2 separate regions of the Homo sapiens genome follow, and region 1 is linked to region 2. A link is a loop called in an ENCODE intact Hi-C map of the cell type or tissue named here. Cell type or tissue: CD14-positive monocyte. All regions are shown on one strand. Links, peaks and the distances in the headings refer to the core of each region. The heading gives the core; the rest is flanking DNA. Region 1 overlaps OSBPL9 (oxysterol binding protein like 9). Region 2 overlaps OSBPL9 (oxysterol binding protein like 9).

Region 1 (16,656 bases), core at 4,791-12,790, 65 kb before region 2:
ATGAGTTAATTTTTAAACTTAATAAGATGTTTTTAGTACTTAGTATGTGCTAGGAATAAACTGAACTAATCTTCTAAAAGCTTGCAGTCCTGTTGGAGATACAATTAAGTAGTTACAATCAAGATATAATCAAGTAGTTACTTTTGTGCTTTTGATTTAGTGCTTTTTATTAGATATTATTAATCTCTAATTGTTTTATTGTAATAATTTAAAATACAGTTGTAAAAATTTGATTGAAGAGGACTGAAAGTTTACAGAACCGGGGAAAAGGTTTCCCCTGTGTTACTTGGGAGTGTTGAATAGCTTGAATTGGGACTGAATGGGCATATTTTGAGTGAATTATGTTTGTTGGATGAGTAAGATAACTGGGAAAGTGGTCTGGGACCATTCATTGAGCAGACATTTATCTATTAATAATACCTTCCAGGTCCCAGGCATTAATTAGGTTCTGAAAGATAGGGTGGGAATAATAGTAATGTAAAGATAATTTTTTTTTTTTTTTGAAACAGGCTCTCACTCTGATGCCCAGACTGGAGTGCAGTGCATTGTAACCTCTAACTCCTGGGCTAACAGGATCCTTCCACCGCAGCCCCCTGAGTACCTAGGATTACAGGTGTGTGCCACCACACCTGGCTAATTAAAAAAAATTTTTTTTTTTAGAGATGGGTTCTCACTATGTTGCCCAGGCTGGTCTCCAACTCCTGGCCTGAAGTGATCCCCCTGCCTCAGCCTCCAAAATGCTGAAATTACAGGTGTGAGCCACTGTGCGTTGCCATATTAAAGCAGATTTAAGACTGACATTTAGCTAAATAGTTCTTAGTATGTTCTTAAAATTACTTTTTCCTAAGGATTTAAGAAATGGACCAAGCAGGCAGACCGCTGTGTGATTTGAGATTATTATGAGCTATTCTCTTGAGAATGCAGGTCATCTCATTGTTGGTCATTACCTTGCTCTGACTGGGGCCTCTTTTATAAGGGAATTAATCCCATTCATGAGGGCTCTGCCCTTGTGACCTAATCACTTCCCAAAGGCGCACCTCCTAATACCATCATCTTAGGGGTTGGGATTTCAACATATGAACTTTGTGGGGATGTAAACATTCAGTCCATTACAGTATGTATTCCTATAAATACATGTTTCTCACATTAAGTAAGCCATAGAAGGATATTTTCTAGAATAGTTTGTGAAATTAATTTTGGCAAGATAAGTTCTACTTTCTGATAGACTTATGTGACTCTTTCAGAAATTTCTTACCCTGGGAAAATAAAAATTGTTTCTGATTTTATTAATTTACTGATTTCCAGAAGGTTCTTTATTCTATAGCCAGCAAAAAGCTGCTTTTGGTTGCTTAACCCCATCCTAGATTACTTCTAGCAGGGCCTTACAAATGTGTTGATTATATCACCAACTATTTTGATAATGTAACAGTTGGAGGTTAGGATCTGTTTCTCAGCTTCCTGGGAGCACCGGGTCAATGCCGAGATAAATATCTGTTTAGATCTACAGAATAAATTGATTTTCACACTGACAGTATATCGAAGAGAATCTAGATATCCTAAGGTGTTTGCTGCCTAGATCTAGGCACACAGTATTGATTAGAATGTTTGGAATCAGCATTCCTTAGATGTTTCTTTACAGAAAAAGTACTGACTTTTAAAAAAGGTAAGTGTCAAGTGGTTATAAAGATGGTAGCTAGCGTAAAGGCCAAATGTTTTTTTTTCCTTTGAGGCAGGTTTAACAGACTTAGTAACACACTAAAATCTGTGAAGTTTAATTTGTCTTTGGGCAGCCGATTTTAATTTTCTGACCAACATAATCAGAATAAGAATAGAAGCTTCAAATTACTGGCTGTTGAGGCATAGTACATAAAATTGAGGGTTACGTTAATGAAAATTTAAATGGCTAGCTGTACTTACGTGTCTCCGTCCTATCATTTATTCAATATTTTTTGAGTTTCCTCTGTGTAATAGGTCAATATTCTCCTAGAATTTAAGGCTAATAGGGATGATGAAATTAAGTAATTTCAGAATTGTTTAATTACAGATTTATAAAGTACTTGGCAGGCTCTTAATTATTTATCTTTGTTAATTTTATCATGAATGCACACAAGGTATTCTGGATCAGAGACATTTCATAATAATAAATGTATTGGCCTGCTTTTGCCCTAGTCCTTACCCCTAGGATGATGCTATAAAAGCCAGGTCAATTGTCCTGCGTGAGTAGCCAGACACTCTGTAGGTGGGGGACAAGGAAAAATTATTTTTCTCTCCTATGAAGGGGAAATAGGCAACTGTCCCCCTCCCCTCATGAAATGGTCACTTAGGAAAGGTAATAAGCCTAAATCCTAACTCCAACCCTTTGGCATATCTGGAGTTTTATCTCTTTTTACATACAAATATCTAGGGAGATAGCTGTACCCCTTTTCTTAGCACCTTGGAAGCTTGGCCTAGGGAACTGCTCCAGGCTGTAACCTTTCAAACTTCTCTGGGAAATGAGAGAGGGTTTTATTATCCTTCCAGACCAGTTGAAAACAAAAGATCTAATCCTTATGGCATGCAGAAATGTTGCCAGGACCCTAGAGCTTTTTAGAAGAACATTGAGAAATCCATGGACATTTTATGTCTTAGTCTGTTTTCTGTTGCTATAACAGAATACCACAGACTAGATAATTTATAAAGGAAAGAAGTTTATTTTGGCTCATGGTTTTAGCAGCTGGAAGAGCATAGTGTCTTCTTGCTGCTTCATAACATGGTGGAGGGCATCACATGGTGAGAGAGGTAGAGCAAGAGAGGTGAGGGAAATTGCTTTTACGACAAAGTCACTCCATCAATAAAGAGCACACTCCTGTGATAGTGACATTAATCCATCAAGGAGGACAGAGTCCTCATTAATCTATTCATGAGGACGGAGGGATTAGGTTTCTAACACATGAACTTTTGGGGGATACACTCAAGCCCATAGGATTTTATTTTCCCACAGTATTATGGGAAAAAAAGGGTTTTATTATATCCTTGTTAGAAGTGAAGGGTTGGCTATCTGCTCTAGAGGTTCAGGTAAAGCTTCCCTCCTCAGGGAACTGAGGGTAAGTAGGAATTAGCCAGTAAAAAGAGTGAGGGTAGATGAGTAAAGGCACTTCAGGCAATGAGAACAATCCATGTAAAAGTCCTTAGGCAAGAAAGTGATTGGCTGGTTCAGGGAACTGAAAGATGAGTGTGGGTGGGGCCCAGGGATGATGGGGTATTTTGAGGTAGGCTGGAGCCAGGCCAAGCAGGGTCTCTAGAGAGAGCAAATTGATAAATGTGCATTTTATTTTAAGTGCAATGTAGAGCCATGAAGTACTTTTTTTTGCTTGCTTGCTTGTTTTGTTTTTTAATCGAAGAAGTAACCTGATCAGATTCATGTTTTGAAAAGACTCCTGGCTCCTGTGTGGAGAAAGGATTGGAGGAGAGGAAGAAGAGATAGAGAAGAATTAGAAGGTGATACAGGCTGGGTACGGTGGCTCACTCCTGTAGTCTCAGCACTTTGGGAGGCTGAGGTGGGTAGATCGCTTGAGCCCAGGCGTTTGAGGCAGCTTGGGCAACAAGGCGAAACCCCTTCTCTACAAGGAAAAAAAAAATTAGCTGGGTGTGGTGGCACATGCCTGTAGTCCCAGCTACTCTGGAGGCTGAGGTGGGAGGATCACTTGAGCCTAGGAGGCAGAGGTTACAGTGAGCCAAAATTGTGCCACTGCACTCCAGCCTGGGCAACAGAGTGAGACCTTGTCTAAAAAAAAAAAAAAAAAAAAAAAAAAAAGCAGGTGATACAATATTGGGATGTATTGTAGAGGGCTGGATTGGGGTGGTTGATGGTAGAGATGAGGTTAAATGAAAGGTTTTGAGAGTTTGTTTTTCTTTTTCCCTTATGACCTCATGAAAGAAGATTTGAGAGCTTTTATGAGACAGAAATGAGGGGACTTTGATTGATTGGATGGAAGAGAGACAGGATCACGAGTTAGTTTTATACATATTGAGTTTTGTTTTGTTTTGTTTTTGAGACGGAGTCTTGCGCTGTTGCCCAGGCTGGAGTGTAGTGGCGCAATCTCGGCTCACTGCAACCTCTGTCTCCCAGGTTCAAGCAATTCTAGCTGCCTCAGCCTCCCTAGTAGCTGGGATTACAGGCGTGTGCCACCACACCCGGCTAATTTTTGTACTTTTAGTAGAGACAGGGTTTCACCATGTTGGCCAGGCTGGTCTTGAACTCCCGACCTCATGTGATCTGTCCGCCTCAGCCTCCCAAAGTGCTGGGATTATAGAGGTGAGCCACCGCGCCCAGCCCATGTTGAGTTTTAAATGCCTTTGAGAAAGCCAGGTGGAGATGTGCTGAGGGAGAGAGTGGAGAAAATGTGAAATAGCCCTTGCCGAGAATGGGAGAGCAAGTCTACTGATGAATCATTTCCTGCTCTTCCCTCTGCCTGGGACTTTGCCCGCAGATTCTTCACTTTACTCGGTCCTCTAATTCAAATCTCAGTTCTTGTATCAACTCCTTGAAGAGCTTTTTCAAGCTACTTAAGTTAAAATAGAACCTCCTTTCCCAACAATAACTTTCTGATCATCACTGCTCTAATTTAAATGTGTCCCCCAGCATTCATGTGTTGGAAACTTAACTGCAACACTGCAACAGTGTTGGGAAGTGGGGGCTAATGGAAAGTGTTTAGGCAGTCCCCTTGTAAACAGATCAACGCCATCACAAAAAGGGCTCGCTCACTTGTACTCTTTGCCTTTCCACCCTCTGCTCTGCGATAAATAGGGCTCTCACCAGATGCTGGTGCTTGGATCTTGGAATTCCCAGCCCCTTAAAACTTGAGAAAATAAATTTCTGTTATAAATTATGCAGTCTCTGGTATTCTGTTATAGTAGCACAAGATGCACTAAGACAATCACCTTCCTTTATTTTCTTAACACTTATCACCAGCTGAAACTATCTTCTTAACTTGATTTTCTTAGGCAAAATATCTACTCACATCCTTTGCCCATTTTTAAATTGGGTTGTCTTTTTATTGTTGAGTTGTGCGAGTTCTGTATATATTCTCGATACTATACCCCTACCCAGATATATATGATTTGCAAATATTTTCTCTCATTCTTTGGTTTGTCTTTTCACTTTCTTGGTAGTGTTTTTTGTTTGTTTGGTTGGTTTTTTTTTTAAGACAGGGTCTCATTCTGTTGCCCAGGCTATGGTGCAGTGGCATGATTATAGCTCATCATAACCTCAAACTCCTGGGCTCAAGGGATCCTCCTGCCTTAGTGTGATAGTGTTCTTTAAGGACAAATGTTTTTAATTTTGATGATGCCCAGTTTATTAATATTTCTTTTATTGCTTGTGCTTTTGGTATCATGTAACCATTGCTGATTCCAAGGTCACAAAGATTTATACCTACGTTTTTACCTAAGAACTTAATAGTTTTACCCTTTAAATTTAGGTCTTGGATCCATTTTGAGTTAACTTTTTTTTATGGCATAGGGTAGGTATCCAGCTTCATTCTTTTACATATGGTTTAATCATCATTTGTTGGAAAGACTATTCCCTATTGGATAGTCTTGGCACTCTTGTAAAAAAAAATCACTTGATTATGTATGTATGGGTTTATTTCTATACTTGCAATTCTATTCCATTGATCCTATGCATATCCTAATGTCAGTACCACACTGTCTATTATTACTGTGGTTTTGTGTTGCATTTTGGAATTGAGAAGTGTGAGTCCTCCAATGTTGTTCTTTTTTTGAAGTTTGTTCTGGCTATTCTGGGTCCCTTGCAAAACCACTGAATTTTAGCATCAGCTTATCAATTTCTACAACAGAAAAGGGGAGTTAGGATTTTGATAGGTATTATATTGAATCTGTAAATCAATTTAGGGAGTACTGCCATCTTAACAACATTAAGTCTTTCAATCTAAGAGCATGAGGTATCTTTCTATTTATTTAGGTCTTCTTTAATTTCCTTGTGTTGTTTTGTAGTTTTCAGTGTACAAGTCTTATGCTTCTTTTATTAAATTTATTAATAAGTATTTTACCTTTTGATGCTATTATAAATGGAATTGTTTTCTTAGTTATATCTCCAAATTTTTTAAATCTGAAAGTATAGAAATACAATTAATTTTTGTTATTGAATTTCTGTTTGAAACTTTGGTGAGCTCATTTATTAGCTCTAATAGTTTGTTTTTGGTGTGGATTCCTTAGGATTTTCTTTGTTGTTGTTGTTTTTTGTTTTTGAGACGGAGTTTTGCTCCATTGCCCAGGCTGGAGTGCAGTGGCACAATCTCGGCTCACTACAACCTCCTGGGTTCAAGCGATTCTCTAGCCTCAGCCTCCTGAGTAGCTGGGACTACAGGCGCCCACCACTCCCAGCTAATTTTTGTATTTTTAGTAGACATGGGGTTTCACCATGTTGGCCAGGCTGGTCTTGAACTTCTGACCTCAAGTGATCCACCTGTTGCAGCCTCCCAAAGTGCTGGGATTACAGGTGTGATCCATTGCACCCAGCCCCCTAGGATTTTCTATATGGAAGGTTATGTCTTCTTCAAACAGAAATACTTTAAACTCTTCCTTTCTAATCTAGATGCCTTTATTTCCTTTTCTTGCCTGATTTCTCTGGCTAGTACCTCCAGTACAGTGTTGAGCAGGAGTAGCAAGATAAGACATTTTTGTCTTGTTCTTAGGTATAAAGCTTTTAATCTTTCATCATTACATATGCGGTTACCTTGGGCTTTTCATAGATGCCCCTTATTAACTCAAAGAAGTTCCCTTCTGTTTCTAGTTTGTTGAGTGGTTTTTATCATGAAATGGTGTTAGATTTTTTTAAAAGTACGTTTTCTGTGTCTTTTGAGATGATCATGTGATTTTTGTTCTTTATTTTATTAATATGGTATATTATATTGATTGTTTCTTATACGTTGACTCAACCTTGTATTCTTGGGATAAATCCCACTTGGTCATAGTATATAATCCTTTTTATATCTTGCTGGATTTTGTTCGCTAGTATTTTGTTGAGAATTTGTCCATCTATATTAGAAACAGATACTGTTTTTTACGTACGATTTTTTTTCTGGTTTTGGTATTAGAATAATACTAGCTTTATAGAAAAAATTGGAAAGTGTTCGCTCTTCTATATTTTGGAAGAGTTTGTGAAGGTATGTCGTTAATTCTTTAAACATTTTATAGAACTCACCATCTGGGCCTGCGCTTTTCTTTGTGAGAAGTTTTTTGATTACTAATTCAGTCTTTTTACTTATTTTACGTCTATTCAGATTTTCTATTTTTTCTTTAGTCAGTTTTGGCAGTTTATATCTTTCTTGGAATTTATTGGTTTCATCTAATTTGTTGTTCCTTGTATTTCCTTAGAATTTTTTTGTTTTTGTAAGATTGGTAATAATGTTTTTTTTCTTTCATTCCTGATTTTAGTACTTTGAATCCCCTTTTTTTTCCTTGGTCAGTCTAGCTAATGATTTATCAATTTTGTTGATTTTTTAAAGAACCAACTTTTGGCTAGGCACAGTGGCTCGCACCTGTAGTCCCAGCACTTTGGGAGGCTGAGGCAGGTGGATTGCTTGAGCTCAGGAGTAGCCCGAGAACCCCTTCTGAGTAGAACATATCAGTTCGATATTCCCACTTCATGGGGGTAATCCTGTTTTGTCATCCAGCTGAAAAGACAGTAGCATTCATTTCAGAGTGGTCCTTTTTTAAGGTACCGGGCCTTGTAGCTGGAGGCAGAGAGAGTGACAGTTACTGGGCTGTAGACCACATATCTATTTGTGCCAATTTGCTTGAAAAAGGACATTTGTTAGCAGGTTTCAGAACATTGGTAAGATAACACTCAGTAGGAAGATTGCTGGCGTTATGTCAGCTACCTTTCTTTCATTACCAGAAGCTACTAGGATTCATCAGAAATAACCTAATATTTGGTGAATGGCATTGGCTTAGACAGATTTGCTTCAGACCAGGAGGTAGCTGAAGATCACTGGCAGCTGGGACTTTCCTCCTTATCTCTGTGCTTCTCTTGCTGTGTAGGCTTGCTTTCTTCGCATAGAAGGCACAGGACCAGTGGCCTCTGTACCTCACAGCTTCAAGAGCAGATAGGAGGGAGCTCTTCCCTTTGCCCCGGTTGAAAAACTTCCTGGGAGATGACTCTGTCCTGCCCTGTGGGGTAGTGGGTCCTGTGATTGGTCAGCTTCCTTTATCAGAAAAGGCTGTGTCTGGTGAAAGCAGTCACACCAGCTTCCCTATAGCCCCGCATTAAAGCTGAGTGGAGAGAGGGAGGGAGAGGGCCCTGTGCTATTGTGAAAGAGGATAATTTGATGCTATTACAGCTCAGATAAGGTCTGGGAGAATGATTTGCCGGACAGGCATCTCCAACTGTGCAACTCAGCCACATTTTACATATGTAACACTGGGTAACTTACTTGATATCCCTAGTGTCATTTTCATTTTTAATATAGGAATAATTCTTACCATGCAAAGGCTTGTAAGGTTTACTGTATATAAAGTGCCTGTTACATAAGGGGCAGCAATGAGTGAGGATCTGCTGCTTCTGCTATTGTTATTATTAATGTTGCTATTATCCCTTTCTCCAAGTCCTCTTATTTAACGGTGTTATTTTTCTAAAACACACCTTTAAGAATGCTATTGCCCTCTTTGTAAACCTTTAGTAGCTCCCCATTAACTATTGAATAAAGTTAAATTTCCTTAACTACTCCATGTTTTTTTTCAGACCCTTCAGGATCTGGTCCCTGTAATCTTCTTTTCAGCCTCATTTTAAAAAATGTTTAATTTTAATTTTTTTGAAACAGTCACACTGTTTCCCAGGATGGAGTGCAGCAGTGCCATCTCTGCTCACTGCAACCTCCGCCTCCCAGGTTCAAGGGATTCTCCTACTTCAGCCTCCCAAGTAGCTGGGATTACAGGTGTGCACCACCATGCCCAGCTAATTTTTGTATTTTTAGTAGAGATAGGGTTTCACCACGTTAGCCAGGCTGGCCTTGAACTCCTGGCCTCACTCAAGTGATCTGCCCACCTCAGTCTCCCAAAGTGTTGGGATTACAAGCGTGAGCCACTGTTCCTGGCCTTCAGTCTTATCTGTAAGTTCCTGTCTGCACCCTGTGCTCTTGTCTGTACATCTACTCTCCTATGAATAGGAAAGTAAAGTTTTCTACATCTGTGCCTTCGCTGATGTTGTTTCCTTGTCTTGGAATGGCCTTTCCCCCACTACCTTCCCTTTCTTTTTATCAGATTTCTTTTTTCTTTCTTTCTTTTTTAAAGCCCCAGGTTGAAACTTGAAACCTGATCATTTCAGTTTTGCTTCCTTCCCTGATCTTTTTCCTTGACTGGGAGGAGCCTTCTGGAGTCCACAGCACTTATTTTTGCTCTATTACGATTGTTTACATGTTAGTCTTTTTTTTTTTTTTTTTTTTTTACATTTTGCAAGAATCTAAGCCAGTTGTTTTGTAGAATGTCACACATTCTGGATTTGCGTGATTATTTCCTGGTTGTATTTGTTTTAATTATTTTCAGTTATCTCTCTTAGTTTTTTCTTTTTTGTTGTTGTTGAAAAAAGGGTTTTGCTCTGTCACCCAGGCTAGAGTGCAGGGGTGTGGTCATGGCTCACTGCAGCCTTGACCTCCTTGGCTCAAGCAGTCCTCCCACCTCTCAGCCTCCTGAGAGCTGGGACTATAGGTGTGTACCACCACACCTAGCTAATATTTTGTATTTTTTGTAGAGATAGAGTTTCGCCATGTTGCCCAGGCCGACCTCAAACTCCTGGGCCCAAGTGACCCTCTTGCCTTGGACTCCCAAAGTGCTGGATTAGGAAATTAGGAAACGACTAGGATTATAATTGGCCCTCTTAATGTTGTTTAATTTGTAACCCTAATAGTTGTATTACCACTGGGACCTGTCTTGCCTTTTTTCTGTTTACTGTAATTTTATTTAAAAAATTGTGTTATAGTAGAAGAGGATCAAGGATGAATATATTCTTACCTTGTTTGGGTTAATTTTGCATTCTAACCTCATCAGGGATTTTCAAATCTAATTATTATTTTTGTGTATTTCCTTTACACTTGAAGGGAAGATAAGTATAGGGTACAGTAAAAGGGCGACTAAATGCTTAAGGAATGTTTTCATCAACTGTTTTCTTTCACTGTGTTATTAGTAAAGAACTCTTTTCAACTCTGCTTGGTATTGAGAAATTTTTTTCCTAAAATATATGATTCCTGATATTTATAGTTAGAACAAAAAGAATACTCTGTTTAGTATCTCGGTAATCACTTCTGAACATGAATTCTTACGGCTCAAGACTTTGGATGTAGGGCATCTATAGTTTCATGTGGGATAATCATCTTTAAAACATAATCATTCAATATTGGCTTGTTTTGCTGCTTTCTCACACAGGTGGAGTACAGGAAAATACCAGTTGTTCAAGTATTAAGTATTTGTTCAACTTCCATTATTTGAGATGTTACTTTGTTGTATTGCACATGACTAATTTACTCTTAGGAATATTTACTGAATGTAAACATAGCACTTTTGCATAACATAGGCTTTGCTTGGCTCAGTTTAGTAAGAGACACAGAAAGGCTAAGTTACATTTCATCAGTAAATGTTTTTTGAGCACCTGATGTGTACCAGACACTGTTCTGAGGCATAAGTCAGATACAATTCCTACCCCCTAAGGTATGTGTAGTCTTGTGGGTGAAGTAAACCAGCAATTATAACACAGGGTGATGCATGCCACAACAGGGGAACACACAGAAGACTCTGGGAGCCCAGGGTGGAAATCTAAATCAGACAGAGCTAAGGTGCTTGGAATGACAACGAGGCAGAACATTTGGGTCAAGAAAATTCCAAACTGAGGGACATTGGATGAGAAGTCACAGAAGCAAAAAATGTTACCCATTTGGGGAATTGCAGAGGTAAAGCTAAAGCAATACTTCTTGAGGTATGGTCTTCTGTTTGCCTTTGTCATAATTATCTGGGGGCAGCTGGGTGCGGTGACTCACGCCTGTAATCACAGCACTTTGGGAGGCCGAGGTGGGTGGATCACCTGAGGTCAGGAGTTCGAGACCAGCCTGGCCAACATGGTGAAACCCCGTCTCTATCAAAAACACAAAAATTAGCCGAGCATGGTGGCGGGTGCCTGTAATCCCAGCTACTCTGGAGGCTGAGGCAGGAGAATCGCTTGAACCCAGGAGGCGGAGGTTGCAGTGAGCCAAGATTGAGACATTGCACTCCAGCCTGGGCGACAAAGCGGGACTCCATCTCAAAACAAAACAAAAAAAAATAATTATCTGGGAGTGATTCTTAAACCTCCAGGTGATTCTTAGCCTTCTAGGTGGTTCTCTGACTCTCTAAAGTATGAGAAACATTCGTACTTAAGGGAATGAAGAAGGAATGAAAATAATGATGTAATATATGTTACATTAAAGGTATGTGTAAAGTTCTATGATTAGGTTAATTTATATAGACTGTATGACATTTTCATTTAAAATCTGTTTATTTTCCTATCCATAAGTAATTTCTTTTTGGAAGAGAAATTGGCAGAAGGGATGGGTATTACTGTAAATCTTGTCCTTTTATCCCCAGATGATTCTAAAAACAATTTACCAGTCTGTTAATGTTTTATTCATTGAATGCTTTGTTTTTCTTTTAGTCCAAGGACAAAATGATGAGAGGCTCTCGCAGAGGATGTGTTAGACTCAGAGTGAGTATTTATTCATTTTTATGAAAATCAATTTTGACAGAAGAAAATTGTATTCTGATAGAATTATGGAAGTCTAAATTTAGTTTAGCTTCCTTACATAATTGTTGGGGCAGGTATCTAAGTCTCAGAGAGAAAATGTGATTTCTCCAAGTAACTGTTAGTCAGTATCAGAACCAGGACTAGAACTCAGTTATTTTGGCCCATGATTCAATGTTGTATTTATGACTTAATGCATGTTCTGATTTTCTTAAACCTCTACTTTACAGACAAGAGACAAGGGCTGGAAATTAAGTGAGTTATGGTGTTGGTGGTATATCAACAGTAGAAAAAATGGAAAAATCCCAACTGTTAGCTGCCGCTGCTTTGTTTTTCCTGTTCAGCACTATTTAATCATGGTATATATAGCAGTGCTGTCCAGTAGAAATACAATGTTAGCCACATCTATAATTTAAGATTTTCTAGTAAGCCACATTTCAAAAGTAAAAAGAAACAGGCAAAATTAATATTTTATCTAGGTCAGTATATCTGAAATATTGTTATTTTAACATGTGATTAATAAAAAAAAATTAAGATATTTTACAATCTTTCTTTCCATACTAACTATTCAAAATCCAGTGTGTTTTTTACACAAAGGGTACATCTCAATTAGGACTAGCTGTACTTCAGAGAAGGGGATCAATAGCCACATGTGACTAGTGGCTGCCTTATGGTGCAGACCTATAGCTTCATGCTGCTTTCAGTTTCCACCATTGTTCAAATAGGTAAAGGCAAGAAAGAATGCATGGCTAGGGATGCAGTTTCTAGTATCCCATTGTATATGAAGAAAAGTGGCCTCTATCATAACTAGGTTAATCAGCTTCTAGGAACCTTTTCTTCAGGACCCTGTTGACTTCTTTCTTCCACCTTTTTTTCTGCATCCTTACTTTTGAAGATGTGAATATATTTGGTAAACATATTATTGCCCTTGTTAACAGTCCTTGATAGAACTGGGAAATACCGCTGAGAAAGACACCAAATTATAATAGAAAAATCCTGGCACTGAGATAGGAGTAGGTATGGGAGATTTGCAGGATGGAAATGAGACAGGCTTGTTTCAATCAGATGGTATATATGTGATAGCACAAAGATTTTTAAAAATTCAACTTCTAGTTTTTGTTTTTTTTTTTCTAAAATTTTCCTTTGGTTTCTCTTTTGTCTGTTTGGTGTAATTACTTTTCTAAGCACTTGCTGTTGACCTCAGTCACCAGTCAGTCTGGTATTAACTGCTCTTTTGGCTTGAGATAAGTTCAGTAGTGAGACTTTAGCAGAACTGTCTTGACAGAGCACTGCAGTTGAATTCCATTTGGATTTAGGCCACTGTCTCATTGTTACAGTTAATCCACTGGTTTTGTCTGTCTTTATTTTTTTGTTTTTGCTTTTAAATGTAGCTTAATTAATTATTAACCCTTCTAACTACCACCTTAAGAAATAGAATTTTGTCAGCTATACCTGAAGCCTCTCCACGTGCCCCAATTAAATAAATTACATCCCTTATATGTCTCCTAAAGTAATCACTTCTTACATTTGGTTATAACTTTTTTACCCAAATGTGTATCCCTAAGTCCTATAGTTTTCTTACCTATTTGTTTAACTTGATGTCTTTTGTTTACAATTTGTCTGTTGAAGAATCTGGACCGGCTGGGTGCTGGAGCTCACGCCTTTAATCCCAACACTGGGAGACCGAGCGAGGCAGAGGATCATTTGAGCCCAGTAGTTCGAGACCAGCCTGGGAAACATAGTGAGATCCCCATCTCTACAAAAAATTTAAAAAATTAGCTGGATGTGGTGACACATGCCTATAGTCCCAGCTACTTGAGAGACTGAGGCAGGAGGATCACTTGAGCCCAGGAAGTCAAGGCTGTAGTGAGCCATAATTGTGCCACTGCCTTCCAGCCTGGGTGACAGAGTGAGACCCTGAGACCCTATCTGAAAAAAAAGAAAAAAAAAAAAGGAATCCAGACCCTTTGACCTATAAGAATTTTCCATAGTATAGATTTTACTGATTGCACGGTGGTGCAGTTCACTACATTCCTCTGTCCATTGTTTTTGCTGCAAATTGGCAGCTGGATCCAGAGACTGGATCAGACTTAGGTTTGATCCCTTTGGCAAGACTGTAGGTGGTGGTGTGTTCTTTTAGCAGGAAGAACATAGTGTCTAGTTTTTGCCCTTTGTTGATATTAGCAGCTATTGATGTTCAGTACCTACACCCATTAACTCACTGAGGGTTGCAAAATAATGACAGGCTATCATTTTGTTTTAATTTTTATCAGAAATAATTTTATAAGGAGACATTTCATCTATTATTTGGTTACCCAGTGGTGCAGTTAAAATAGGCAAGATGACTGCTTGATTATTTCCTATTATTTACCAAATTTTAAAGGTAATGAATTGGCTTCAAAAACAACCACTTATATATGTGTTTATATGTATATTTCCAAAAGAATTGGAAACAGGGACTGAAACAGATGCTTATATATCCATGTTCATAGGATATATAACATGGATATATAGCATTATTTGCAATATTCATAGCATTATTTGCAATATTCACAGTAGCCAAGAGGTGGAAAGGATCCAAGTGGCCATCCACTGATGAATGGATAAAAAATGTGGTATATAAATACAGTCTATTATTATTATTATTATTATTCAGTCTTATAAAGGAAGGAGATTCTGACACATGCTGCAACATAGATGAACCTTGAGGACACTAGACTAAGTGAAATAAGCCAGTTACAAAAAGACAAAAAGGGTATGATTCCACTTATGTGGGATTCCTAGAGTAGCCAAAATCAGAGACAGAAAGTAGAATGGTGGTTTCCAGGGGTTGGGAGTACGGGAGATGGGGACTTAGTGTTTAATGAGTATGGAGTTTTCAGTTTGGAAAGATGAAAAAGCTCTGGAGATGGATGGTGATGATGGTGATCATCACATCATGAACAATGTGAATGTCCTTTATGCCACTGAACTATACACTTAGAAATGGTTGAAATAATAAATTTCATGTTAGTATGTTTTACCATACACACAAAAACACCCATATATTTCACAGTTTTATAGGTCAGACATCTCTGTTGGGTTTTGTGCTTAAGGTCTCGTATGACTGAAATCAAGGAGTTGGCTGGACTGGGCCCTTATCTGGAGGCTCTGAAGAAGAGTCCTCTTCCAGGCTCATTCAGGGCATTTGCAGAATTCAATTCCTTGTGATTGTAGAACTGAAGCCCTGTTTGTTTTTTGTTTTTTGTTGTTGTTGGCTGTCAGTTGTGTTCTGCTTTCAGCTTCTAGAGGCTGCACGTATTCTTGGTCACGTGGCCTAGACCCCTCCATCTTCATGTCAGCGATGTGCATTGAATCCTTCTGGTGCTCTGAATCTTTCTGACTTCCCATTCGGCTATCAGCTGCAGAAAATGCTCTGCTTTTAAAAGACCTCATGTGATGACATCGGATTAGGTCCACCAAATAATCTCCCTTTTGCCATGTAATGTAACATAATTACTCCTGCGATATCATATTCATGGTTTTCATCCATACTCAAAGGGGAGGAGATTATACAGGGGCAAGGGTCTGTGAGAGTCATTCTTAAAATTCTGCCTACTACACAGCATGACAGAGAAGAACCAAATATACCTGTGTTTGATTCCCATTTTTACCCATTCCTTTGTTGAGTGGAAAAGGGAAGCTATCATAAGCTTCCTGAGCTTTAGTTTCCTCTTCTTTAAGGTGGAGATAATACTCTTCTTGCAGAATTTTGTGACGATTAGGTCCTGGCACATAGATGGAACTTAATAATTAGAAACATGTATGTGTGTGTTTGTCCCTCTGTGTGCACACACGTGCATTTTACTAGGCTTTGTAGTATTTTCCAAAAATTAAACTGCCGAGGCTTTTAGTCAAGAAATATCTTGAGGGTTTGTTTACAATACAGTTACCAAGTCCACCTTCTAGATAGGCTGCTTTAGTGTAGTGTTCTGGAACCTTTATTTTTAAACAGATTATCCAGGTAATTATGTTGTGTAACCAAGAGGGACCACTGGTGTAGAAACAATCAGAGAGACCTGGGGCTGAATTTTACTCAGCTCTTCCCTTACTGACTCTGACATTGGGCACATTTCTTAACTTTTATGAGGATACCGTGATATAACTGGTACGGTTGTAATGAGGCTTAGCAATTATGTATGTATAGGAAACAGTAACTGCTATGGATGACAACGATGATGATGATGATGAATATGGTAGTGATACTGCATCTAGATTCCAAATGAGCTTAATGAGCTATCATTGACTGCACTACTGATCTTGCCCTTGCCCCATCCATCCCATCCTATATTTGAATCACACTATGTTTCTTCCTTTTCCCTCACTGTGCTTCTTCATTCCTCATTGCTTCTGACTTTTTCTTTTTCTTATATCATGGAAGTTCTGCACCCCCTATCTGATGAGCTCATCGCTTAAGAGACTTTTCAAATGTTACCTCATCTGTGAAGCCTTTCTAATCCGCATACTTCTAACAGGTTTAATTCTCCCCTATCCTCTACATTTTTTTTTCCTTCTTCCCCCACTCCTGCTTCTCCTCCCCCTCCTCGCTCTCCCCCCAACTTTTGACAGGATCTTGCTCTTTACCCAGGCTGGAGTGCAATGGTGCGATTATAGCTCACTACATCCCCAAATTCCTGGCCTCAAGCAATCCTCCTGCCTCAACCTGCTGAGTAGCTAGGACTACAGGTGTGCACCACCACACCTGGCTAATTAAAATTTTTTTTTTTTTTAGAGACGAGGTCTCACTGTGTTGCCCAGGCAGTCTTGCTAACTCAGTCTCCTAACTCCCGACCTCAGGCAGTCCTCCTAACCCAGTCTCCCAAAGCATTGGAAATTACAGGCACCAGCGACCA
Region 2 (16,656 bases), core at 4,089-12,088:
CCACTTAATTAAAATTTTCAGTTTTATAGTCAGGGAGTTATGAGTATGTGCATCAGTTGTGATGTCCTCTTTCTTATTCATGGCATTAATGATCTGTGCCATCATGTTTGTGTTGTCTTCGTCCCTTCCTCCTCCTGTCATTTTTGTTAGAGGTTGATCAATTTCATTAGTTATTTTTAGGTAACCAACTTAGGCTTTAGTGACCTATCTATTGAATGTTTGCCCTCTATCTCATTAATTTATGTTCTTTATCAATTCCTTTTCTACTCATTTTGAACTTCTTGTTGTTTTCAGCCTTTTTGCTTTTATATATATATGCATTTAATATATATATGAATTTATATATATATATATGCATTTAAGGCTACAAATTTCCCTTTATGCACTACTTTAACTGTATCCAATGAATCCATATATCATATTTTCATTTATTCAGTTCTACATGTTTTCTAATTTCTAGTGCAGATATTTTTTCCTGACCTATGGATTATTTAGAAGTATTTATTTTTAAAAATTCCAAAACATCTCAGTATTTTGTTTTATTTTTCTTTCTTTCATTCTCCTTTTGGCTGCATACAGGGGACTTTATTGATGGTACATGACAAGGTGGGGCCTTCCAGGCCCCTCCCTCTTCAGGGGGTCTGGCATGGAAACTGTGTCAAGAAGAGATTTTTGCATGTCTGTTTATTCTGTTAGATTTGAGTGCAGCAGGTATTCCCCAGCAGCTGAGGTCCTCTCTTGTCCTTTAGTTAGTGCTCTTGCTGGAGCTGGTGGTCCTGGGCACTTACTCCTTGGAGGCCATGTGGACCATGAGGTCCACCACCCTGTTGGTGTAGCCAGATTCATTTTCATTGTCATACCAGGAATTGAGCCTGACAAAGTGGTCATTGAGGGCAGTGGTGGCCCCATCATGGAAGGTGGAAGAGTGGTTCTCACTTAAAGTCGGAGGAGACACCCGGGTGTTCAGTATAGCTCAGGATGCCCTTTAGGGGGCCCTCTGGTGCCTGCTTCAATACCTTCTTAATGTCATCGTATTTGGCAGGGTTTTCTGGATGGCAGATCAGATCTGACATGTAGGTGGTGGGGACTTGGAAGACCATGCCAGTGATCTTCCCATTCAGTTTGGGGATGACCTTGCCTACAACCTTGGCAGCACCAGTAGATGCAGGGATGATGTTCTTGAGAGCCTCATGGTCGTCATGCCACAGTTTCCCAGAGGTACCATCTACCCACATCTTCTGGGTGGCAGTGATGGCATGGAGTGTGGTTATGAGTCCCTCCACAATGCCAGAGTTGTCATGGATGACCTTGGATGGGGGTGCAGTGATCAATTGGTGGTGCAGGAGGCATTACTGAGGATCTCGAGGCTATTTTCTTACTTCTCATGGTTCATGTCCATCACAAACATGGGGGTGTCAGCAGAAAGGACAGAGATGAAGACCCTTTTGGCTCTCCCCTCTAAGTGAGTCCCAGCCTTCTCCATGGTAGTGAAGTTGTTGATGGACCCAACAACATAGTCAGCACCAGTGTCACCCCCATTTGATTTTGGTGGGATCTCACTCCTGGAAGATGGTGATGGGATTTCCCTTGATGACAAGCTTCCCATTCTCAGCCTTGATGCTGCCATGGAACTTGCCATGGGTGGAGTCATACTGGAACATGTAGACCATGTAGTTGAGGTCAAAGAAGGGGTCACTGATGACAACAATACCTGCTTTGCCAGAGTTAAAAGAAGCCCTGGTGACCAGGTGCCTAATACAGCCAAATCCGTTTATTCCAGCCTTCATTTTCACCATGGTGTCTCAGGGACACGGCTGGTGGTGCATGAGAAGGGGCGGCTGTCTGTCAAATGAGAGGAGCAGAGAGCATCAAAAACCCTAGTATTTTCTAATTTATCCTTTTTTTTTCTTTTTCTTTTTTTTTTTTTTTTACTGGTTTCTAGCTTAAATTTCCACTATGGTTAGAGAATATATGATTTCAGTCCTTTGATATTTGTTGAGACTTGTTTTAGGGTCCAATATTTGGTCAGTTTTTAGAAATATTCTGTGTTCTGCTTAAAAAGAATATCTGTTTTACATTTGTTGTATTCAGCATTCTGTATATGTTCATTGAATCAAGTTTATTCATCAGACTGTTTAAATCTTCTATGTCCTTATTAATGTTTCATCTGCTTGCTTTATTGATTAATGCAAGTGATGTAACGTGTCACTTGTAAGCATCATATACTTTTACAAATCTTAAAGCCTTTGTATTTTAATTAGCACGTTTACTTCACTCACATTTAATTATTGATTTTTTAGGCTTAAACATTTGCCATCTTACTGTATGCTTTCTTTCAGTCTCGTATATTCGATTTCTTTTTTCTCCTTTCTTGTCAATTTTTGGATTATCTTTATTATTGGATTTTTTAATTTTAGAAGTTAAACACTTAAAAAGCTTTTCTTTTAGTGATTATTTTAGATATTATAACATGAATCCTTCAGTTATCAAAATCATTGATAATTTTATCTTCTTCCCAAACAATGTAAGAAACTTAAAACTTTTTATTCCATTTTCCCTTTTCCAATCTATATGCAGTTGTTTTGTATATACAATCTATATGCAGTTTAATTTTGCATATATTTATTTAAAATCCCATGAGAGCCTTTTGGTCCCAGCAGCAGCAGAGCTGAGCAAGCAGCTCCCTCCCTCCCTCCGCTGCCCGCTGGCCAGCAGGATGGAACAGGCCACACTCCTTTGTCAAGGACTTACTGGCCGGAGGCATTGCCCTCGCTATTTCCAAGAGGGCAGCGACCCGAGTTGAGCCAGTCAAGGCACTGCTGCAGGTGCAACATGCCAGTAAGCAGATTGTGGCGACACCGTACAAAGGCGTGGTGTGGTGGGCTGCAAGGTCCACATCCCCAAGGAGCAGGGCACTTGTCCTTCTGGAGGGGCACCTGGCCAGCACCATCCACTGCTTCCCCATGCAAGCCCTCAACTTTGCCTTTAGGGATAAGTACAAGCAGGTCCTTCTGGGAGGCGTGCATAAGCATGCACAGTTCTGGAGATATTTTGCAGGCAACCTGGCTTCCTGAGGGGCGGCTGGGGCCATCTCCCTGTGCTTCTTCTATCCCCTGGAATTTGCCAGAACCTGCCTGGCAGCCAACGTTGGGAAATTGGGCATATAGTGGGAGCTCAAAGGCCTGGCAGACTGCCTGGAGAAGATCAAGGCTGATGGGATCCGAGGCCTGTCCCAGGGCTTCAGCATCTCGGTGCAGGGCATCCATATGTACTGGGCAACCTACCTCAGCGTGTATGATACAGCCAAGGGCATGCTCCCTGACCCCAAGAACACCCACCACATGGTGAGCTGGATGATTGCCAGGCCATGACAGTGGCCCATGTGGCCTCCTACCTACTCCTCACAGTGCGGGCGGATGGTGATGCAGTCCAGGTGCAAAGGAGGTGATATTACGAACACGGGTGCCCTTGATTGTTGGCAGAAGCTCTCCTAAAATGAAGGGGCGAAGCCTCCTTCAAGGATGCATGGTCCAACATCCTCACAGGCATGGGGCCAAGTCTGGGCCTGTATTATGAGCTGAAGAAAGTCACCTAAGTGCATATGTCTCCTCCATAGAAATGGCAACCCAGAGAATCATGTAGAATACTTAACTATTGTAGATTATGGACCTTCAAGAAATTCTGGTCATCTTTGTCCTGGCCAGAGATCATGTCTGTAGAGGGCTGAGGTAGGCTCTAGAAAAGGGGTTCATTGTGATCACATTCCCCTTTGGCACCTGATTCCATGTATTGATTACTGGGGGTGGGAAAATCATGACGTCATTGTGAGCACACAGGCGAGGCAACTCCAGCTCAGACCTAGAGTCCAGATGCTTATAGGACCTGAGTTGTGTTTAAGTATTTATTTAAATAAAAGGAATTGTATTTCCCATTTGTACTTAAGCACTAGCTCTTCTTTTGCACAGTGAGTATTTGTAATTATGTTCTGTGTTAGGTGTGCTGCTGCAAAACAATAAAAACAGGACACTGAGAGCCAGAAAAAACCCCCATAAGATATTATTAAATATTATGATTGTATGTAGAGAATATTTAGTTTTAGCCACATACTTATAATTTCTGTTGCTCTTCATTCTGTGCAGCTCCTACCACCTTCCATCAGGCATTGTTTATGCCTAGAAAAGAATACTTTTTAGAATTTTATTTAATGAGCATCTGCCGATAGCAGATTCTGGTTTTGTCAGTCTGAAAATGAGTTTATTTCATCTTAATTCATAAAGGATATATTTCAGTGAATTCTAAATTGACAGTTACTCTCTTTTAGCCATTAAATGTCGTACTCTATTGTCTCCTGGTTCTCATTGTTTCTTTTGAGAGCCTACCTGAATTTAATTGTTGTTTCTTTGAAAGTAACCTGTCCTTTTTTCTCCCTGGCTGTTTTAAAGATATTTCCTATATCTTTGGTTTGCAGTATTTTTACTGAGATGTGCCCAACTTGTGGATTTCTTTGATTTATCTTGCTTGGGATTCCTAGGACTTCTGAATGTCTTTAATCAGTTTTGGAAAATTCTCAGCCGGACAGTGCTTCCGTGCCATGCTCTCTTTTGTCTTCTTCTGGGGTTCCAATCACATGTGTGTTACATTTTCTCATACGCTGTATTGCTTACCCTTACTTCTATATTTTCTTTTTTTTTTTTTCCCAAGGCAGAAGAATTTTTCTTAGAGCAGAACAAAATGAAAAGTCTCCCATGTCTACTTCTTTCCACACAGACACGGCAACCATCCGATTTCTCAATCTTTTCCCCACCTTTCCCCCCTTTCTATTCCACAAAGCCGCCATCGTCATCCTGGCCCGTTCTCAATGAGCTGCTGGGCACACCTCCCAGACGGGGTGGTGGCCGGGCAGAGGGGCTCCTCACTTCCCAGTAGGGGCGGCCGGGCAGAGGTGCCCCTCACCTCCCGGACGGGGCGGCTGGCCGGGCAGGGGGCTGACCCCCCCACCTCCCTCCCGGACTAGGCGGCTGGCCGGGCAGAGGGGCTCTTTACTTCCCAGTAGGGGCGGCCGGGTAGAGGCGCCCCTCACCTCCTGGACGGGGCGGCTGGCCGGGCGGGGGGCTGACCCCCCCACCTCCCTCCCGGACGGGGCGGCTGGCCGGGCGGGGGGCTGACCCCCCACCTCCCTCCCGGACGGGGTGGCTGCCGGGCGGAGATGCTCCTCACTTCCCAGATGGGGTGGCTGCCGGGCGGAGAGGCTCCTCACTTCTCAGACGGGGCAGCTGCTGGGCGGAGGGGCTCCTCACTTCTCAGACGGGGTGGTTGCCAGGCAGAGGGTCTCCTCACTTCTCAGACGGGGCGGCCGGGCAGAGATGCTCCTCACCTCCCAGACGGGGTCACGGCCGGGCAGAGGCGCTCCTCACATCCCAGATGGGGCGGCGGGGCAGAGGCGCTCCCCACATCTCAGATGATGGGCGGCGGGGCAGAGACGCTCCTCACTTCCTAGATGTGATGGTGGCCGGGAAGAGGCGCTCCTCACTTCCTAGATGGGATGGCGGCCGGGCAGAGATGCTCCTCACTTTCCAGACTAGGCAGCCAGGCAGAGGGGCTCCTCACATCCCAGACGATGGGCGGCCAGGCAGAGACACTCCTCACTTCCCAGACGGGGTGGTGGCCGGGCAGAGGCTGCAATCTCGGCACTTTGGGAGGCCAAGGCAGGCGGCTGGGAGGTGTAGGTTGTAGCGAGCCGAGATCACGCCACTGCACTCCAGCCTGGGCACCATTGAGCACTGAGTGAACGAGACTCCGTCTGCAATCCCGGCACCTCGGGAGGCCGAGGCTGGCGGATCACTCGCGGTTAGGGGCTGGAGACCGGCCCGGCCAACACAGCGAAACCCCGTCTCCACCAAAACCAGTCAGGCGTGGCGGCGCGCGCCTGCAATCGCAGGCACTCGGCAGGCTGAGGCAGGAGAATCAGGCAGGGAGGTTGCAGTGAGCCGAGATGGCAGCAGTACAGTCCAGCTTCGGCTCCACATGAGAGGGAGACCGTGGAAAGAGAGGGAGACCGTGGGGAGAGGGAGAGGGAGAGGGAGAGGGAGAGCTACTTCTATATTTTCTATCTCTTTGACTTACTGTCTTTTGTTCTCATGGGTTTCTTCTAACTGCTCCCAGTTCTGTAATTGTCTCTTTGGTTGTACTTAATCTGCTGTTGAACTCATCTATTAAATTCTTAATTTTGATTATTTGTCACTTTTGGAATTTATATTTGATTTGATTATTTTATAAATCTAAGTGGAAAAAAACCCTAAAAATAAAAAAGGAAAAAATTATGTCATTTATGCAATAATCTGGAGCTCCTGTTGATCTGTTTCTGTTGTCTTTTGGTTCTCATTTATGTGTGGTTTTGTCTCCAAAAGTGTCTCCATTTATGTGTACTTGGTTATCTTTGCTTATGTGCTAGACATTGTATTTTAAAAATTGTTTATGTAAATTTAATTTAGCAGCTAAGATGATGTTATCTTCCTACAGAAAAGATTTTCATTTGCTTTTGCTAGTAGATGCCTGGCGTCACTAAAAATCTGTGATCATTTAAATCAATTTCAGGCATCAAGATTTTTCTGGGCCACCCATATGACCAAGCAATTGTTTTAATTCTAGTTTATCACTACTCCCACAGAGAAGTTGTTTGGGGTCCCAACTAGAACATGGACTGTTTACCAGAGCTCCCATTGTTGGTGGGCCCTGGCTTCCAACTTCTGGCCTGAAAAGGCTTGTGTGGTTGGTTTTTTTTGTTTTTTTATTTTATTTTATTTTATTTATTTATTTTGAGACAGAGTCGCCCTCTGTTGCCCAGGCTGGAGTGCAGTGGCACGATCTTGGCTCGCTGCAACCTCCGCCTCCCGGGTTCAAGTGATTCTCCTGCCTCAGCCTCCTGAGTTACTGGGATTACAGGGACCCGCCACCATGCCTGGCTAATTTTTGTATTTTTAGTAGAGATGGGGTTTTACCATGTTGGCCAGGCTGGTCTTGAACTCTTGACCTCAGGTGATCCGCCCGCCTCAGCCTCCCAAAATGCCGGGATTACAGTCATGAGCCACTGCACCCAGCCAGTTTTTTTTTGTTCTTAAATTAAAGAAGTTTTAGGTTCACAGCAAAATTGAACAGAAAGTAGAGTTCTCATATACCAGCTTCCGCCACACACTGACAAGCTTTTAAGTGCATTGTCCGGTCTGCAATTCCTCTCCTGGAATTTGCAATGCCTCCATGAGAAGTGTCCCTAAATACAAGGTTTATCTTCTAAATTTTTTGTCTTCTCCCAGATCTTGGCTTGGTAATTCTTTATTACCTTGTTGGTTTGTGATGCCTTCAACCAGTTGTTTTTTAAAAATCAGTCTAGCTTTTCTAGTTGTTCTCAGTGGGAAGGTTGGTCTGAACTATGTAGCCTGCTATTATTGAACACAATTATTCCCTTTCTTATAAATTGTTGCAAGTAGATTGCATATCTGTAAAAAATATTAATAGATCAAGCTGAACCTATTAAGGAAATGGTACAACTAAAAACCTTTTCTGTTAGCCATCATAGTTTTAAAATGATATTTTCAAATATGGAGATATATTATAGAATTAAACTTTTAATTTTAATGTATAATCTTTTATTCCAGCCCGTGATGCTGATGAGCGAGAGAAGTGGATCCATGCCTTAGAAGAAACAATTCTTCGACATACTCTCCAGCTTCAAGTAAGGGTCTTTACATGGTTTCCAGATAGTTCATTAGTTGTTGCTTTCTTTTTTTGTCTGTTTTCTGTTTTTTTTTTTTAAATAACTGTGGTATGATGTAATAGGAACTTATAATTTCTGAGTTGCTTATTTTTCCTTTACAGTTATAGTAAAGTTATACTCATTTATTTTCTCCTGCTTTCTGCAGAGTAAAATACTGATTTTTGTCTAGAAACAAGACAGTGCAAGACAATGTTGAAAGTGAAATTCTATGTTAAAATATGCCAGATTTATTTTAAGAATTTAATATCTGTAGTCAGTTATCAATACAACCAAATTACATAATTATGCATGATAATAGGTAAATACTGAGAAGTTCACCTCATTTTCTTGTTAAAGGATTTGGCTATTACCGTATGTGTCAGTTAGTACTCTTTTGTATGGTAGTGAAAGAAAACTCAACCCAAACTGATTCATGAAGAAGAAAGTAAATCTGGTTAGATGTGGTTTGAATTAGGTAATTCATGTCATGAGGACTCAGATCTCCCATCTCTATTTCTACGTTCCACTTTTGCATTGGCTTCATTTTCGGTTAGGTTCTCCCTTGGTGGTGGTAAGGTGGTTGTAGCAATGTCAGCCTCCCATTTTTGGAACCGAGTCCATAGGAGGCTATTCTTTCTAGACCTTAATAGGAGTAACACAATTATTGCTCATCACCCTAGCTTTGGCCATGTGTCAAATCCTGACCAGTCACAATTTCACAGTCATAGATTCTACCCTGGAGCTGGGATGTTACTGGCCTCACTAGAAACACATTGCTGATAGGGTAGAAGGTGTGTTCATCCTACCCAACCCGACCCGCACCAAAGTCAGAATAGGGAAAAACAGATGTTGGGTGACATGCAACTAACGTCTGCCGTACTACACTGAAGATATTTTTCTATGTTTATTCTCCAGTGAAAGAGCTTATATTTGTGGTACATAGGGGATTTTGTTTTAATTTAGAAAATTTAATTGTAGAAAACATGTTTTATAACCCTTTCTCTGTACTTTGTTCTATATCAGGAATTGACTTGATTAGATAAGGTGACATAGGGTATCTTAGGCCCTACAAGATAGTAAACCCCCCATCACTTGAAAGTATTCAGTAGAGGCTTAAAAAACATTATTAAAGGATGTGGTTATTAGGGGACTTTAAGAAATGAATATGAAATTGAAGTAGGAAATCTTTAAGCTACTCTGTGAGTTATGCCTTTTAAAAGCAATTTGTAATTCCTGTAGATTTCTTTTAAATTTAGGCAGTTTCATAAATGACTATAGCATCATTTTAGCAAATTTGTGATCCTGTAAGAGGAGGATAAGTGTTTTTTGTTTGTTTGTTTGTTTTTTGTTTTTTTGAGACAGAGTCTCACTTTGTACCCCAGAAAGTAAATCTAGTTAGATGTGGTTTGTCTCGGCTCACTGCAACCTCCACCCCGTGCGTTCTAGCAATTCTCCTGCCTCAGCCACCACACCTGGCCTAAGAGGGGAGGATAAGTGTTTTAGTGATCATATTAGACTGAATGTGGCAGATGAGATTTCCCGCCCCCCCATTGTTGGTTAGACTGACATTCAACATTCAACAAGAGCCACCTGCCCTTGTAGGCATTTCTGCCACTATACCCCTACATAAACCTAGAGTGCTATTGCTTACTTGCTTTCCTTCAAATACATTTTTTCATTTGTGGCCTCCACATTCTTGTGTGTGATGTCCTTTCTCTGTGAAATGTCTTCTACCCTTTTTTTCAAAGCCTAGTTTAGAACTGACCTCTTCTATGAACCCTCTGCCGACTGGCCTTTCCTTCCCCAGTCCCCCAAGTTCAAAATGATCTCTTTCCTTTGAATACTATAGTATTTGCACAATTCACTATCTCCTTATCATATTCTTCTTGTTTATTTGTTATCAGCTGATGTTGACATCATAAGTTCAGGTTCCTAACTAGATCCAATATTGGAATTTTTCAGCTTTTGCTAAGAAGAGAGCTTGTATGTCTTTGGGAATAATGGGCAGAAAAAGATAACTTTGAGAAGTCTTAGACTTCTAATAGCTTTGATATTTAAAAGTACATGTAATACAAGAGGTTTTTTTCCTACATTTAATGCATGGAGAAGATAGGACATTTAGAAATATGGAATTAATGTTCATTTGACTGGCAAAAGATTATTTTCTCAGATGTAGTGAAGTGTGGTAAAGAACTTCACTCTAGAGCCAGAATGTCTGTGTTTGTATCCCAGAGCCCACCACTTACATTTAACCATTAACATTCAACTTACTGTCTCTGAGTTTCAGTGGCCTCATCTATAAAATGAGGATAATAAGAGTACCTACTTCATAGAGTTGTTTTAGTGGTTAAATAAACTAACGTAAACTTGCTAGAACTTGATAAACTAATATTGGATGAGAACTGGTTGAAATAATGCCTGGCTATAGTAAAAACTTGGTAAATGTTAGTTGCCATTACAATGCAACTACTGTTCCTACCATTCCCTCTGCCAGTGCCTGGTATTCAGTAGCACTCAGTAAATGTTAGTTAAATGAAGAAATAACTGAAGGAATGAATGAACAAATGGTTGATGTAGAGATTGCTTTTCCATTGTTGTTTATTGAATATTTTGAGATGTATAACATACTGTCTGTTAGGCACTGTGGGATGGGCACTCACGGAGCTGTCTTCCAAAGGGGTATAGGAGAGGAGACGCAGTGATCTCAGCAACCTACCTTTAAAACATATCCTAGTATCTACTGCCATGTTAGGTTCTCTTCTTTTGCTTTTTTTAAAAAAAAATTCTCACAAAACTCCCCCCACCCACTTCAGTTTATAGATGAGGAAGCTCCTACTACATAATAGTGCTTCCCAGTCTAATTCTTGACCTCATTGTATTTATATGTCCTTTTTTTTTTTGACAGAGTCTCACTCATTGCAGTGGCACAATCACAGCTCACTGCAACCTCTGCCTCCCCTGCTCAAGTGATCCTCCCACCTCAACCTCCTGAGTAGCTGGGACTACAGGCATGCACCACCACGCCTGGCTAATTTTTGTATTTTTTTGTAGAGATGCGGTTTTGCCATGTTGGCCAGGCTGGTCTCGAACTCCTGGGCTCAAGCCATCTGCCCACTTTGGCCTCTGAGAGTGCTGAGATTATAGGCATGAGCCACCATTCCCAGCCATGTTTTCCTTTTTCATTGAACTTTATCTACTTTAGCCATTAAACTCCACTCCATTGGTCTTGTCATTACTAAGAGCTGAACCACCTGCAAAATATTAAGTTAAAAAGCGTTTTCTTTGACAACAGTTTTCTTTTCTTCATCTTCCTCTATCACTTTACTTCTGAACTTTTATTCTCTCATTTTGATCTGACCCCTACTTCTCTGTTTTTCCTGGCCATTTAGTACTTTCTTGTTTTGCTCATCCCATTTCCCAGTGGAGACCTTCTGGTCTGCTGCTTTATCACTGGTTTTGTTAGAAGACATACAAATGGCAAGGAGGTATATGAAAAGGTGCCTAACATCATTGATCATCAGAGAAATGCAGACCAAAACTACAATGAGATATCATTTCACCCCAGTTAAAATGGCTTTTTTTTTTTTTTTCCAAAAGACAGGCAATAACAAAGTACTGGTGAGGATGTGGAGTAAAGGGAACCCACATACACTATTAGTAGGAATGTAAATTAGTACAGCCACTGTGGAGAACAGTTTGAAGGTTCCTCAAAAAACTAAAAATAGAGCTACCATATAATCCAGCAATCCCACTGCTAGGTATATATCCAAAAGAAAGGCAATCAATATACGGAAGAGATACCTGCACACCCAGGTTTATTGCAGCACTATTCACAATAGCCAAGATTTGGAAGCAACCCAGGTGTCCAACAGATGAATGGATAAAGAAAACATGGTATATAAACACAATGGAATACTATTCAGCTGTGAAAAAGAATGAAATCCTGTCATTTGCAATCCTGTCTTGAATAGAACTGGAGGTCATGATGTTAAGTGAAATAAGACAGGCACAAACTTCACATGTTCTCACTTATTTGTGGGAGCTAAAAATTAAAACAATCGAACTCATGGAGCTAGAGAATAGAATTATGGTTACCAGAGGCTGGAAGGGTGGTTGGGCGTATAAGTGTAGGGGGAGTGGGGATGGTTAATGGGTACAAAAAAATGAGAACGAATAAGATCTACTTGATAACACAACAGGGTGACTATAGTCAACAGTAATTATACATTTAAAAATAACTAGAAGAGTATAATTAGATTGTAACACAAAAGATAAATGCTTGAGGTGATGGATACCTATTTACCCTGATGTGATTATTACTTATTTCATGCCTATATCAAAATATTTATACTCCAAAAATATATATACCTACTATGTACCCACAAAAATTTAAAAATTTATATATTGTTTTTGCTATCACCTTTAGAATTTCTTGTCATTGGATAGTTCGTCTGTATACCATTCTGGTCTTCATTCCCCAGGGCCCCCGTTGTCTGATTTTTCTGCTTCTAGAACTGTTAGAGGTCACAAAAGCAAGATGGTTGTATCTATCACAATTTTTGTCTGACTTTAACTGGGTATCTGTTACGATTTAGTAGTCATCTTACTGACTTCTTGTTGGTTTCCAATTGAATCCTCACAGTAGACTGTTTTCATTGTAATCAGTATCGAATTATAGCCTGTTCCCTTCTTCATAAATGAAGGCTTTCTTCTTCAACAGTTCTTAGTGACTTCACCTGTACTTTATTTCTCTGCTTTGAATATTTCGAAGAAAACATATTCTTGCTCTTTCCCAAGGTTAACACTACATACATTACCTTGACCACAGGATGTTTTCTTGCAGATTGTGACCTAATTCCATCACCCTTCAGCAGCCCCCACCGTTTTCATGGATTCAGCTAAACCTTCTGTAAGATGACTCTTTTTCCCCCTAATCTTTATATCTCTTTTGATATGTAGCTTTAGTCTCACTTTTTTTCCTTTTGGATTTTGCCAGTTAGATGTCTCCCTGGAATTCCACTTCAGCATGGCTAAGACTAAGCTTGTCTTCTCTTTCCTCCCCAAAGCAAATTGTAATTAGGATAGACTGAAGGTGACAGAAGATAACTAAGATCTTCTTCATCCTTTCGGCTCTTATGGAAGCTGAATTCCAGTAGTCATTCTAAATTTGTTGTATGTCAGCTTATGGTATCTTTTCATGTCTTTACATTCAGCCAAAGAGGAAGTTCCTTGAAGGGGAGACCAGAGGGCGTGCTGTGCTTCTTAATCCTCTCTTTCTTAACCAGTAAGAGGCATTCAGTAGATATCTGATGATACTGATTAATAGAGGGGAACTTTTCAGATTCTTTTTTTTTTTTAACCCTAGTAAGCTTTAGTACAAACTAAATGCTGAGAGATTATCAAGTAAGGGATTGATCATCACAAGAAGACTCAGGATGTTACATCCTGTAGGTTTTATAGTTTCCTATATTGTAAAAAATATGAGTTATAGCAGCTTGTCTGGATGTCATACAGGTATAAAAATCAGTTTTATAAACTTGAGTAAATTGGGGCCCATTTTAGAAAAAACTCTTGCAGGCTGTGAATGCCAATATATAAGTAAAGTATTAAGTATAATGTTATTTAATGTGGGCAAACATAAAGCCAGGTGTAAATTTTTTAGGTTTAAAATCTTATAGAACTATACATCCAAAAGAAAATTTCAAGTTAAACATAATACAAAGCAATACAATCTAAATTAACATTAATTTAATGTGATGAATGATATTGCCTTGCTAAAAGTGGGTCACTACTTACAATGTGCAAATGGTACTCATCGTTAGGGTATAGATTCTTTTAAACTATGACATACGTACACTACCATGTGGAACGTGATGATGTGTTCTCTGTTCTAACTACTGGGAAGACTTCCTTGGCATAGCACATGCCATGGGGTCAGTTGGCTTTGACTTCATATAGATATGCCATTTACTTGGTCAGTGTCACTTCTATGACAAGTAGTATGTTGTGCCAGTTTGATTATAAGTACAAATATGGGCAATGAAGTAACTTGGTTTTAAGGTTGTTACTAAGCTGAGTAACAGTGTGTGGCTATACAAATTTTTATAGGCTATCAGGAATGAAAACACAGGAGATTGTTGTAGATTCAAGTATTTTAGATTCAAGTTTGAAGATGCTCATGCAGATGTTTAACTGAGTTGTATAGACCTTTATGTTTCTTTCTTTTTCTCTTTTTTTTTTTTTGAGACAGAGTCTTGCTCTGTCACCCAAGCTGGAGTGCAATGGTGTGATCTCGGCTTACTGCAACCTCCGCCTCCCAGGTTCAAGCAATTCTCCTGCCTCAGCCTCCCAAGTAGCTGGGATTACAGATGTGCACCACGACGCCCAGCTGATTTTTTGTATTTTAGTAGAGGCGGGGTCTCACCATGTTGTCAAGATGGTCTCAATCTCCTGACCTTGTGATCCACCCACCTCTGCCTCCCAAAGTGCTGTGATTACAGGCGTGAGCCACCGCGCCTGACTGACCTTTATGTTTCTTAACTTTATGCTATACATCAGTTGATATTTCAAAAATTTAAATGGTTTCTATGATTATTCTTTGGGCTAAGAAATTGGGCATTAATTGTCCTCATATGTATGGTTTTTGTGGCTACTTCATGTAGATTTTATTTTTGGTGGTTATCAAATTGGAATTTTTTTTTTTTTTTTTTTTTTTGAGACGGAGTCTCATTCTGTTTCCCAGGTTGGAGTACAGTGGTGCAATCTCAGCTCACTGCAGCCTCGACCTCCCAGGCTCAAGCAGTCCTCTCACCTCAGCCTTCTAAGTAGCTGGGACTACAGGCACGCACCACCACACCTGGCTAGTTTTTTGTGTTTTTAGTAGAGATGGGGTTTTACCCTGTTGGCCAGGCTGGTCTTGAACTCCTGGCCTCAAGTGATCCACCTGCCTCAGCCTCCCAAAGTGCTGGGATTAGAGGCATGAGCCACCACACCTGGCTGAAATTGGAATTTCATTGGTACTGCCTGTAATTTTATGTTAATTTTTTTTTTTTTTTGTCGTCACTAGCTTTTATCTAAAGCCCCTAGAGAGAAAGGCCATGATACCTTGTATACAAGGTTATAAGAGTATACAAGGGAAAGGGAGGGCTGAAGGGAACAGGGTGGGCTGGTACAAGCCTCATTAGAAATACCATTGAGTCTGTGAGTAAAACATCATTATATGAAAAGGAGATGTGGTTTTAGGGTGGTCCAATTACTTTTGCACCAGCCTAATAAAATTACAAGTCATTATCAATAGAGACATTGTAAAACCTTTTTTTTTCCCAAAAGAAGTATCAGGTATGATAATTACATGTCTGCCCAACTTTCGTTATAGATTAACATAACTTAATTGTATTTAAGGTACAATTTAGGAGAGTTGCTGAAAAATGAATCTTTAGTATTGGGATGCCTTGATTCTACCCTCAATAGCTATAATGGATTATGTGTCTGAGTAGATTAATAAAAATCTTTTGAGCATTTTTCTTGAACTACTTCACTGAAGATTAGCTTTTTGAGCATCCATTTTAATTTCTCAGTATATAAGGATCGGTTTATCACAACTGTATTGTTTTCCCTGGCCTTGTTAGATTATATTTTCATATCATGTAGAAAAATAGGTGTATTCGTTCTCCCTTGAAGTCCTTTGTCTCCCAAAGGAAATGGTTGCAATACAGATGTGTCACCTCTTCCACAGGTAAAGTGGAATGGAGAAGTAGCCAGTTAAATAGTGCATGCTCAATTTGGAACATTTAGAGCATACAGGAAAGTTATTTATTTGGTAAATATTTTTTAAGCATTTACTATGTTTCATGCATTGTACTAGTTGTAGAGGATATAATTGAATACAACTACATGTAGCCCTTGACTTTATGGAACTAGTCTAGTATAAAGATTTAAGATTGCCTGGCATGGTGGCTCACGCCACTAATCCCAGCACTTTGAGAGGCCAAGGCAGGATTGCTTGAGGCCAGAAGTTTAAGAGTAGCTTGGTCAACATAATGAGACTCCATCTCTAAAATAAATAGATAGATAGATAGATAGATAGATAGATAGATAGATAGATAGAAGTAGTTAGACAACACAAAGCAGTTTCACTCATCTTGTGGCAAGGAGTTATGTATTTCTAATCAAATTTGGCAACTCAAGCATTTTCAACAAAATCTACATGTTTTTTCAGAATAAAGTGACCAACACAGAATGTTACCTGTAAAAATCAGAGCAATAATTGCTATCTAAAATAATTTTGAAAATTAAGTGGTACTGAAAGGCTCATATAGCAAAAATATGGCCTCCTGTCATTGTACTTTCCTACTTCCCAGACTCACCATTTTCAACATTTTTTAGTAGTTTATTTTGCCATTTTATAGCATAGTACCTGACATTTTATTTATTCAACAGACATTTCTTAAGTACCTAATACATGCCATTCCTTGTTTGAAGGGATGCTAAGGATACAGTGGTGAACAAGGCGTTGTGGGGTTGTATAGAGGGTATTCATTCCTAACCTTGAACCAAATATTTCTTTCTGTTGGATAATGCATTAAAAATTGCAAACAGTTTACAAACTTTTGGAGCAATGGTGGCCTTGATCATAAAGTAGGGACTGCTTCTACCGTATACATGCTTGGTGGTGTATTTGTGATATCTGGCTAAAGTTTCTACATGGAAATTGACTGACTTTAGTTTTGAGACTTCTGGGAACCAGTCAGGCAAAATAGTGAAACTGTGTATCCTGTTTCCAAGAGTTGTCTTTTAAGGTTATCTGCTTCATTCATTTGGCCTGACTTGCTAGGCAAATGCCTAGGGTAAATATGATTTGATTAACTATAACAACAACAGCAACAACAACAACTTTATTTTTTAGA

The links. A loop is a pair of places that touch in the nucleus more often than their neighbours do. Peaks named below come from ENCODE experiments on the same cell type or tissue, not always from the same donor. Only the 100,000 strongest peaks of a DNase experiment are listed, where the experiment ranks them.
Region 1: a loop joins it to region 2, with 2.2 times the contacts of the local background. A loop is called at or near these places in 3 of 110 quality-filtered maps.

Annotation. Positions count from the first base shown.
Region 1 is chr1:51,640,314-51,656,969 of GRCh38, forward strand. It overlaps OSBPL9 (oxysterol binding protein like 9), which reads left to right. Exons shown (of 24, transcript NM_024586.6): 2 at 11,678-11,728. Among named protein-coding and RNA genes, the nearest start is that of OSBPL9, 32 kb to the left of the region's middle. RefSeq lists a silencer at 7,507-7,715. In CD14-positive monocyte, for the core only: no CTCF peak of the experiment used is centred there; a DNase peak (open chromatin) is centred at 8,228; H3K27ac peaks cover 1,289 bases.
Region 2 is chr1:51,706,351-51,723,006 of GRCh38, forward strand. OSBPL9 (oxysterol binding protein like 9) reads left to right here. Exons shown (of 24, transcript NM_024586.6): 4 at 7,653-7,729. It also overlaps the pseudogene GAPDHP51 and the pseudogene SLC25A6P3. Among named protein-coding and RNA genes, the nearest start is that of OSBPL9, 98 kb to the left of the region's middle. In CD14-positive monocyte, for the core only: no CTCF peak of the experiment used is centred there; no DNase peak of the experiment used is centred there.